Regions from separate parts of the Homo sapiens genome. Here all the other regions are linked to region 2. Evidence: chromatin contacts called from ENCODE Hi-C or POLR2A ChIA-PET data. All regions are on one chromosome and are shown on one strand. Each heading gives the region's core, a stretch centred on a gene start or an enhancer-like site at or near the end of the contact. The rest is flanking DNA. Distances are from core to core; before and after follow the strand shown.

Region 1 (2,879 bases), core at 11-2,510, 160 kb before region 2:
ATTTTCTGCCTGAGGTTTTAAGGAGTATGCAGGATTAGGAGGGTAAACACTCATAGCTCATTAGTCTAACAGTGAAGAAACCATGAGGGCCTAGAGTAATGGAAAGGCAATGAAGTGAAAAGACAGTTAAAATGTGTAATTTTCCAAATACAGAACTGAGATATTTAAAAGGATTGTATGTGGTGGTTGGGTGCCATTACAAAGGAGGTGGATGAATTTTAGGCGTCTAGATTTGTGGTGCTGATGGTTGGGCAGGGGACAAGCACACAGGGAAACAAGGAAAAAAGATGTATTTAGGTTTAGGTAAAAATATCACATGCTCAGTATCCAATTCCTGTTAAACACCTGGAGATGGGAGTCTGTGGTGCAAAGGGAGTTCGAGTTTAACTATACACGATTGGGTGATGCTGGCATGCAAGGAGAGATGAAGCCATGGATTTCATTAAGGACCCCAATCTGAATGTGGACCGCACACAAGAATCAGAACCAAAACCTGGACACAGCCAAGACTGCAGGTTTCTCTTCCCTTGCTCCAAATCCACTTTCAGAAGAATTAGAGAAGAATTGACTAAAGAATGTAAGTAAACTCCAGGAAACAGGGTTCCACAGAAGCTGGGGAAAGGTCAGTACGTGGAAGAGAGAGATCAGTAGTACCTGCTCGCTACAAGGAGGCGCCTCCAAATGTCAATGCCTATTTTCAACAAGTGGGACCCAAAGTGATTCATGCCAGTGCTCTAAAATACACCTGACCCTTGAACAATGTGGGGGATATGGATGCTAACCCCCCACAGTCAAAAATCCAAGTTTAACTCTCAACTCCCCCAAAGCATAACTCCTAACGGCCTGCGGTTGACCGGAAGTCTTTGTCACTAATAATACAAAAAATTAAGACCTATTTTGCCTGTTATTCACATTACACACTGAATATGCTGCTCCCAGCGGAGGCCGAGACTCCTGCCCGGGCACCCCCTCACAGCCCCCACTCCAGCCTCCCCAGACTCACCCTCGGCGGGGCCACCTTCTTCTCATTTCAGTCTGGGGCCACATTCTCCGGGCCTGCGGGGCATGGCAGGAGGCAAAGCCAAAGGCGAAGTGGCCACAAATTCCGGTGGGGGCGCTGGCTCCTGCCCCACCCCAGCATCTATACCCTGAGTCTGATAGGACGAGAAGGAACATTTCAGCCAGCCCTGATTGGGTCATATTATCCAATCAGAGTTGTTTTGCACAGTGGCTCTCATCCAATCCGAACATGCCTTACAGGATATCTAGTTAAATAAGTCATTATAAATAGTTGCTCCGTGGGCTTTCCGCATTTCACCCTGCTCCAGGCAGCGTGGTCTGTATGGCTCCGCCCTGGGCAGGAGGAGAAAGAAGAGGGCCAGGCACCACGTGCCTGCACTCTCCCTGGATGCTGGAGGCTGCTCCGCCGTGGGCAGGAGGAGAAGGAAGAGAACTGGGTGCCGCCTGCCTGCACTCTCTCCGGATGCTGGAGGCTGGAGGCAGTGAGGCAGCAACAGCGCGAGGGCGAGGCGACTTTGGAGCTGCCTCATGCAGCGACCTCGCCTTCCGCTGCGCCTCCTCCCAGAACCCAAGAAGCCTGGAACCTGTGGCGTCCAGCCCTGAAAGGAGGAGACGGCAACCCAGCCGCGCGTGAGTCCGGGAGTCTGGGATACCGGCGGCAGAGGAAGGACAGGCAGGAGTCTCGGCCTCTCGGGGAGCGACGTGCCGGGAAAGGCAGGAGGGCCCCAGCGGTGGGGGCGGGGGTTGCGCGCCGGGGAGGGCGGCCTCAGGCTGGGAGCCTGGCAGATCGTCTGACTCTCCCCGAGCCCCATCCCAGGCCGAGCCAGGACCCCTCTGATGCACAGGCGTCTCAGGAGCCCGTTTCTTTCTTGAATCCGGGGCCCAGTGCGGCTTGAACCTAGCCCCCGACCTCCTCCTCGCCCTCTCAGAGTCCGCTGGGGTGGGCGCTGAAGGAGCCCGGGTCGGAGAGGAGCCCTCCCCTTCTCTCCTGCGTGGAAGCCCTGCAGCCTCCGTTTCTTTTGGGACTGGGGTCCGGGGCCTTCTGCCTGACCCGGGGTGAGAAAGGGAGCCCTGATCAGGACCCGGTGAGAGGGCGCTGGAGCCCGGGAGCGGCAGGAGCCTTGAGCGGCAGCCCGGGAAGAGGATGGGGTCACCTTCTGCCCCAGGTCCCCCACTGCCAGGATCTCTGTCACCTTCTGGGGGTCCTGTCCCCTGGGGTCCCACCCCCCGGGCTGCCTGTGGGTATCTCTCATCTGGAACTGGAAATAACCCTCTTCATAGTACGGCTTAGCAAATATTTATTCGCCCATGCACCCCCCTTTTTTTTCCTTCATAGTGTTCTTTTTGTCTTGGATCATTTGTGTTTTTCCTACATTGATGTGAAGCATTTTTAAAGACACTTTAGAGATTAGTCCTTTATTGGTTCATTTCTATTGTAGGTTGTTGTTTCCTACTCTGGTCTTTGTTGTTTAATTTCAGTTTTAATTTCTTGCTTGGTTTAGTTCATGTAACAATATTTTTCTTAGAATATTTGTATCTGTGTTTGTGAAACAGAACATCTATTATTTCTGGGTTTTTTATTGTCTGATCAGATTGTGTATTAATGTAATGCTGGCTTCTCGAAACAAATTGAAAAACCATCCCTTTCGTCTTTCTCTTTGAGAGAGAGTGAGCAGTGTCAATATTTTTTTCTTCCTTAAATATTTGGAACATTTTCAAAGTCTGATCCTGGTGTTTTCCTTGTGGAGCATTATTGTTGATTTGTTGGATTTTTAAAATTAGTTAGTTAATTTTGTTTAATATATATAGGAGTGTTCTTATTTTATGCTATTTTTGTGCCAGTTTTAGTAAGTTGGGTT
Region 2 (2,929 bases), core at 85-2,584:
CCCTCAGTCTTCACAAAAAATGTATAATGACAATATTGGCCAAACAAGTTAACAATACATTTAATGAAAAAACATTAACACTAAAACCATTGTAAAGAATAGGACTAGGCTATCGATTTTCCCAGTAATGTTACTTAACCTCTGATGAGTTAGTCCACAGAAAACCATAAGCGTCAGTGCTTCAAAGAAAAAATCCGTTTTAATTTCTTCATCTAACTTTGTTGCTATTTCTCAAAAGGATGTTTTAAACTTGCTTTGATGTGTGTAGAAAAGTAGTACTGGCTTAGGGGTCAGGAGAAGTGACTTTTAGTTCTCCCTACTAACAAACTTTGATCCTGAACAAGTCAGTAACCTTGACAAACAAAAAACAAAAAAATTATTTTTTCTTCTAACAAATGAGGCAAAATTAGGTAATTCTGGTTTTTTGTTTGTTTGTTTGTTTTTGAGACGGAGTTTCGTTCTTGTTGCCCAGTCTGGAGTGCAATGGTGCAATCTCAGCTACCTGCAACCTCCGCCTCCCGGGTTCAAGCATTTCTCTGCCTCAGTAGCTGGGATTACAGTCATAGGCCACCACGCATGGCTACTTTTAGTATTTTTAGTAGAGACGGGGATTTGCCATGTTGGTCAGGCTGGTCTCGAATTCCTGACCTCAGGTGATCCACCCTCCTCGGCCTCCCAAAGTGCAGGATTACAGGAGAGAGCCACCGCGCTAGGCCAAAATTATGTAATTCTTGAAGATCCTTCCTGAGTGCAAGATCAAGTTAGGACAGAGGAACAGCAAATAACAAGATGGGGTGATGGACATGACTGGAGGGCAGTTCGAAACCTAAAGAGGATGAACGCAGAACGGGCAACAGAGTCCGTATGTCGGGCGGGCGACTGCACCCGCCCTTTCCTACCCAGGTAGGGCCGCGCCCTAGCACATGGGCGTAAACACGCTCAACCAGAGAACTGCCCCTCCCGCAAGGCTCAGCGCTCGGACCGCGCAAGCGCACATGCCCTCCTCCGCGGCCCCTACAAACAGGGCAACGCACAGGGCGTAGCCCGCTCCCTACAGAGGCTGCGCCTTAGAGGAACTGGCGTAGCGTCCTGGTAGACATGCTGCAGCCCCGCCGTCCCCGGCTTCTCCGTGAGGTCCCCGGGACTCCTCGCCACCACCTGGCACTGGCCCCCGGCTGCCTGCTCCTGGAGTCGCGCGGGGCCCCCTCTCCGTCCCTGCCCAACCCGCGGAGGCTTACCTCACTCTCTCTTCGGGTTGCATTCGCCATAAGAGAGCCGGTAGACCCCTGAAATCCCGGGACCGCCTCCCACGCAAAACGTGAGACAAACAAAAGGAAAGGCGGAAACGCAGAAACGCAGAGGTAGCCAGTGGATGAGGCATGCGCAGAGCCCACGCTCAAAGCCTGGCGCTGTTGGCGCCCAACCTGGAAACTACCTTTCCCGTGAGGACGCGAGAGCAGCCCTTCGGGATTGGCAGAGAGGTGCCCCGCTAGGCAGTGGACAGATGCGGTCTGAGTTGGTGTGGGAACTGCCCGCAGCCCTGGCTCTCCCGGGGCGACCCAAAGGGATGCACTGCAGGGGAGGTCTGTGTGCAGCAAGTGTGCAGGTTAGACACAGACGCCTCAAGGAAAGGACAGCTGTGTGTCAGTTTCACTTTAAATGTTAGGAAGTAGATCTTATTGATACAGTTTAAAAGACTTTGACACTATCAGCGATTCTTTGAGAGCAGGGATGGGGGGGATGGGGGAGGTGCCACAGGAAAGCTACTTCATCAAAATCGTTAACGCAATAAACGGAAATTGAAAAGTCAGAAAATAGACATAATCCGAAAGAAGAAAATAAATGTCACATGATTTCCCCTGTGACATTAAAATTGCTTGACTAAATGGAAATACATTTAGTCTATCTGTACCTTTCTTAGGAAGACAAAATTCCTAAAAGAATATCAACAAATTTTTTTATGTATTTTTTCTCTTTGATCTTTAGTGTATTGTGTACTTTACAAAAGCATTGTCAACTTTATCCAGAGTAAGTAAAAAACTAAATGAACAGCCATTATACGTTTTAAAAAGCTTGAAAAAATGCCTGAGAAATATCTATATCTATCTATATATATAATATTGCTCTATTCAAAGTAGTTTGGCACCTGCTCCATGGAAATAAGACACCATGATTGAGAGTATTCTTTAATGTGTAGTAAATACAGCATTTCAAAACAGTGAGGGAAAGAATGGAGTATTCCAAAGAGCATGTCATTCCTAACAATTTGGAATATAGAGATATATATAGATCACACGTGATAAAATTCACATGTATACAGTATTGAAACATTTAAACGAGTATAAATTTTTGAAAATTGACATGTGGGCCAGGCACAGTGGCCCACACCTGTAATCCCAGCAGTTTGGGAGGTGGAGGCAGGAGGACCACTTGATCCTTAGAGTCCAAGACCAGCCTGGGCGTTATAGTGGGACCCCTGTCTCTACAAAAAATTAAAAATAACAATTAGCTGGGCATGTAGGCAGGCGCCTGTGATCCCAGCTACTCAGGAGGCTGAGGTTGGACGATCACTTGAGCCCCAGGTTGCAGTAAGCCATCATGGCACCACTGCACTCCAGCCTGGGTGACAAAGTGAGACTTTGTCTCAAAAAAAACCAAAAAGGGATGTGATACCAAAGACAGAAACTATAAATTTAATATCAGTTACATTTTATAATAGAGAAAAATAAGCAGCTCCATTCCAGCAAAACTTTTTAAGTCCATTATGAGAATTGAAAGAAATGCAAATATGGCCGGGCATGGCAGCTCACGCCTGTAGTCCCAGCATTTTGGGAGGCTGAGGCGGGCAGATCATGAGGTCAAGACATTGAGAACATCCTGCCCAAAATGGTGAAACCCCTTCTGTACTAAAAATACAAAAATTAGCTGG
Region 3 (2,763 bases), core at 30-2,529, 130 kb after region 2:
CTGGCTAATTTTTTGTATTTTCAGTAGAGACGTGGTTTCGCCATGTTGGCCAAGATGGTCTCGATCTCTTGACCTCATGATCCACCCACCTCCGCCTCCCAAAGTGCTGGGATTACAGGACGCTGCAGGTTCAAGGCCAAGGCACTGGCCAGCCTTACGCCCGCGAGCTGGACCCGGCCCAGTCCTTGTTAGTCCTCAGCTCCTTCCCCGCCTCAGGAAAGTCGCGTCCTGGTCAGGAGGACCTGCCGACTGGTCTGCGCCCAGCTGCAGGTTGGTCCTTTCTGCTGCTGTTGTTGCTGCGGTCTCACCCAGAGTTGCCTCTCCTCGCCCCTGACAGAGCAGGGGCATCTCCATCTTGTACAAGCACCGCCATCTTAAAGTTCCCCTTGATCAAAAACTGCCTAAATCTAAAGGTCATCAGCCTGATGGCTACGGTCAGCATGACCATAAACCACAAATGACATCTCTGACCAGAAACATTGCAACCCTAAGATAAACCCCTCTCCGACCAGAGACATGCCAGCCCTGAGATAACATCCCCTCCCGCGGGAGACATTCCAACCCTGCCATAAACTTCTCCCCCACACAGAAACACTTCAAATCTGTGATAAGCTCTCTCACCCTAAAACACTCCTAGTCTGTAAGACAGAATGCTCCTGACAGAAATAGGCTAGAAGCCCCTCAGGTTTATTCTCCAAAATAAACCTGTCTTTGACTGTTGAGCCACTTTTCATGTTTCTTTCCTTTCTTTAACTCTTACAGCCCCCTCGCCCTAAGGACACAGTGTGGGCTGTTGCAGGTCCTCCTGACCAGGACGCGACTTCCCTGAGGCGGAGGAGGAGCTGAGGACGAACAAGGACTGGGCTGGGTCCAGCTGGTGGGCGTAGGGCTGGCCAGTGCCTTGGCCTTTAACCTGCAGCGTCCTGGGTCTCTTTGGCCCAGCCAGTCGTGAGGACTGTGGCCCAGGATGCTGCCGAACAGTGAGGGTGCCCATTGTGGACTGGAATCCAGCTAGCTATTCCTCATTCGAGACCCCATAGAACCCCACAAACATGATTGGGGTTGACATGGATTTTGAATATTAAAGTTACATGAGATTTCTGAACTTGAGTGTCATGGAGCAAATTTCAAACGTGGTGTGTGTGTGTGTGTTTGTGTCACACTTAAGAGACAAATTACAAGACAGGACACCGAGTCCTTCACCCGCCTGCAGTCCAGCCTTGCAAGCCGTGGGGGCATGGCCTTCCACTGGGGGCGTGGCCTCCTGGCGCGGGCGTGGCAGGGCAGCACAGCCTGGCTGAGGAAAGCACAAATCCTGCTCTGCAACTGCTGGCTCCGTGGCCTTGGGAAGTCAGCACCAACTCCCCAGGGTTTTTGAGGAGGTGGTGTGACTTAGTGACTGCAAATGCAAGGCGTGCCTTGCCTTCCACTGAACATGCGCAGTGTTGGCGCTGTTTTACTGTTTTCTTCATTGCTTGCACTTTTGACTTTCACTTTCTGCTGTACCCATTCCCAGGCCCAGGATTGGGTTCCTCCCCACCCCTTTCGTTACTCCCTGAGGAACCAGCTCTGAACTGTGGATCCCTGGAGTCCCACATGGAGCCCCTCCTCAAGTGTACCATGATGGCCCCACCTCAGGACCCACACACACAGGTGGCTGAGAAACAGGGCAACATGCAGAGGGAAAACCAGGCACCACGTTCCGGGATTCAAAGGCAAATTTGACCCAAGCAGTTCTTCATCCAGCAAGGCATTAGGCTGAAACCCCTGTCTGCTTCTCCGCAGCTAATCTTTCCAGGCTTCCCTGCTGATTTCAGGATCCAAACCTCCTCTCTTAAGGGCTCTCACCACTCCCCCAGGGACAGTGCCCTCTGCCACACCAGGTCCCCTCTCCTGGCCTTCCTTCCTGACATGGGCTTTCCCCTCTCCCAGGAAGCCCCTCATGCTCACCTGATGTGATTCACTGAATCACCCCAGGGCCTCACACACTGCCCACTCCATAAACATGTGACCTGAAGTGGGTTTATTACTTACAGATTGGCTGTGAGGGACAATAGAAGCCTAGGTTTCAGGACAAGCCAGTCCTCCAAGCCTCAGGAAAGCTGTCCAGAGTGGATGGACTCTCATCTGTTTGCTCCACTTGTACCACAACTAAGAGACCCTGCAGAGCAGCTGGCGCTGGGTGTTATACTCAAGGGTAGTGGGAATTGCTGGGCTAAAGCATTGGAGAACACTCTGTTTCTAGAGGGAACAAGAACAGAGCCTGGGCTGTTTTGGTCAGTTCCTCCTTATCTCAGGATGTTGCATTTTCAGCACATTCTATAGTTATTCTCGAGAACTATAAGTAAAAAAGTGGGGGCCGAGCATGGTGGCTCACGCCTGTAATCCCAGCATTTTGGGAGGCTGAGGCAGGTGGATCACATGAGGTCAGGAGTTTGAGGCCAACCTGGCCAACATGGCTAAACCCCATCTCTACTACAAATACAAAAAAATTAACCAGACGTGGTGGCAGGTGCCTGTAATCCCAGCTACTGTGGAGGCTGAGGAAGGAGAATTGCTAGAACCCTGGGGGCGGAGGTTGCAGTGAGCCGAGATCACACCACTGCACTCCAGCCTGGGCAACAGAGTGAGATTCCATTCAAAACGAAAAAAAAGAAAAAAAGGTGGGGAGAACTGCATTGGCCCAAGCCACCCAAAGAACTGTCCTGCAAGCAGCATTAAGCTGGTTTCTGTTACATCCAAGGAGTGGCTCTTATCGGCTCT

What was found. Hi-C counts contacts between places; a loop is a spot of excess contacts on that map. ChIA-PET counts read pairs that join two places held with the same protein, here RNA polymerase II (POLR2A). Pooled maps may share reads with other maps.
Region 1: a loop to region 2 is called in a map of K562, with 2.3 times the contacts of the local background. The contact joins the promoter of LINC00839 here to the promoter of ZNF33B in region 2. A Hi-C loop is called at or near these places in 1 of 168 maps with a recorded cell type or tissue (K562) and 1 of 50 pooled maps.
Region 3: a map of adrenal gland shows a loop between it and region 2 (2.2-fold over the local background). The contact joins the enhancer-like site here to the promoter of ZNF33B in region 2. A Hi-C loop is called at or near these places in 11 of 168 maps with a recorded cell type or tissue (CD8-positive, alpha-beta T cell, Caco-2, Calu3 and 8 more) and 21 of 50 pooled maps. POLR2A ChIA-PET finds 5 or more read pairs at or near these places in 3 of 52 experiments (GM12878, HCT116 and MCF 10A).

Annotation. Positions count from the first base shown.
Region 1 is chr10:42,474,231-42,477,109 of GRCh38, forward strand. It overlaps LINC00839 (long intergenic non-protein coding RNA 839), which reads left to right and starts at 1,261. Exons shown (of 5, transcript NR_026827.1): 1 at 1,261-1,650.
Region 2 is chr10:42,637,236-42,640,164 of GRCh38, forward strand. ZNF33B (zinc finger protein 33B) reads right to left here and starts at 1,335. Exons shown (of 5, transcript NM_006955.3): 1 at 1,239-1,335. LOC105378268 (a long non-coding RNA gene) reads left to right here and starts at 1,070. Exons shown (of 2, transcript XR_945898.3): 1 at 1,070-1,318. RefSeq lists enhancers at 97-965, 625-894 and a silencer at 1,085-1,254.
Region 3 is chr10:42,768,517-42,771,279 of GRCh38, forward strand. LOC105378269 (a long non-coding RNA gene) reads left to right here. Exons shown (of 2, transcript NR_134498.1): 2 at 763-1,105. Among named protein-coding and RNA genes, the nearest start is that of BMS1, 13 kb to the right of the region's middle. RefSeq lists enhancers at 786-1,286, 1,287-1,787. Within about 2 kb of position 1,280, at least 2 of the 41 ENCODE cell types and tissues checked have a DNase peak (open chromatin) inside an H3K27ac peak, as active enhancers do.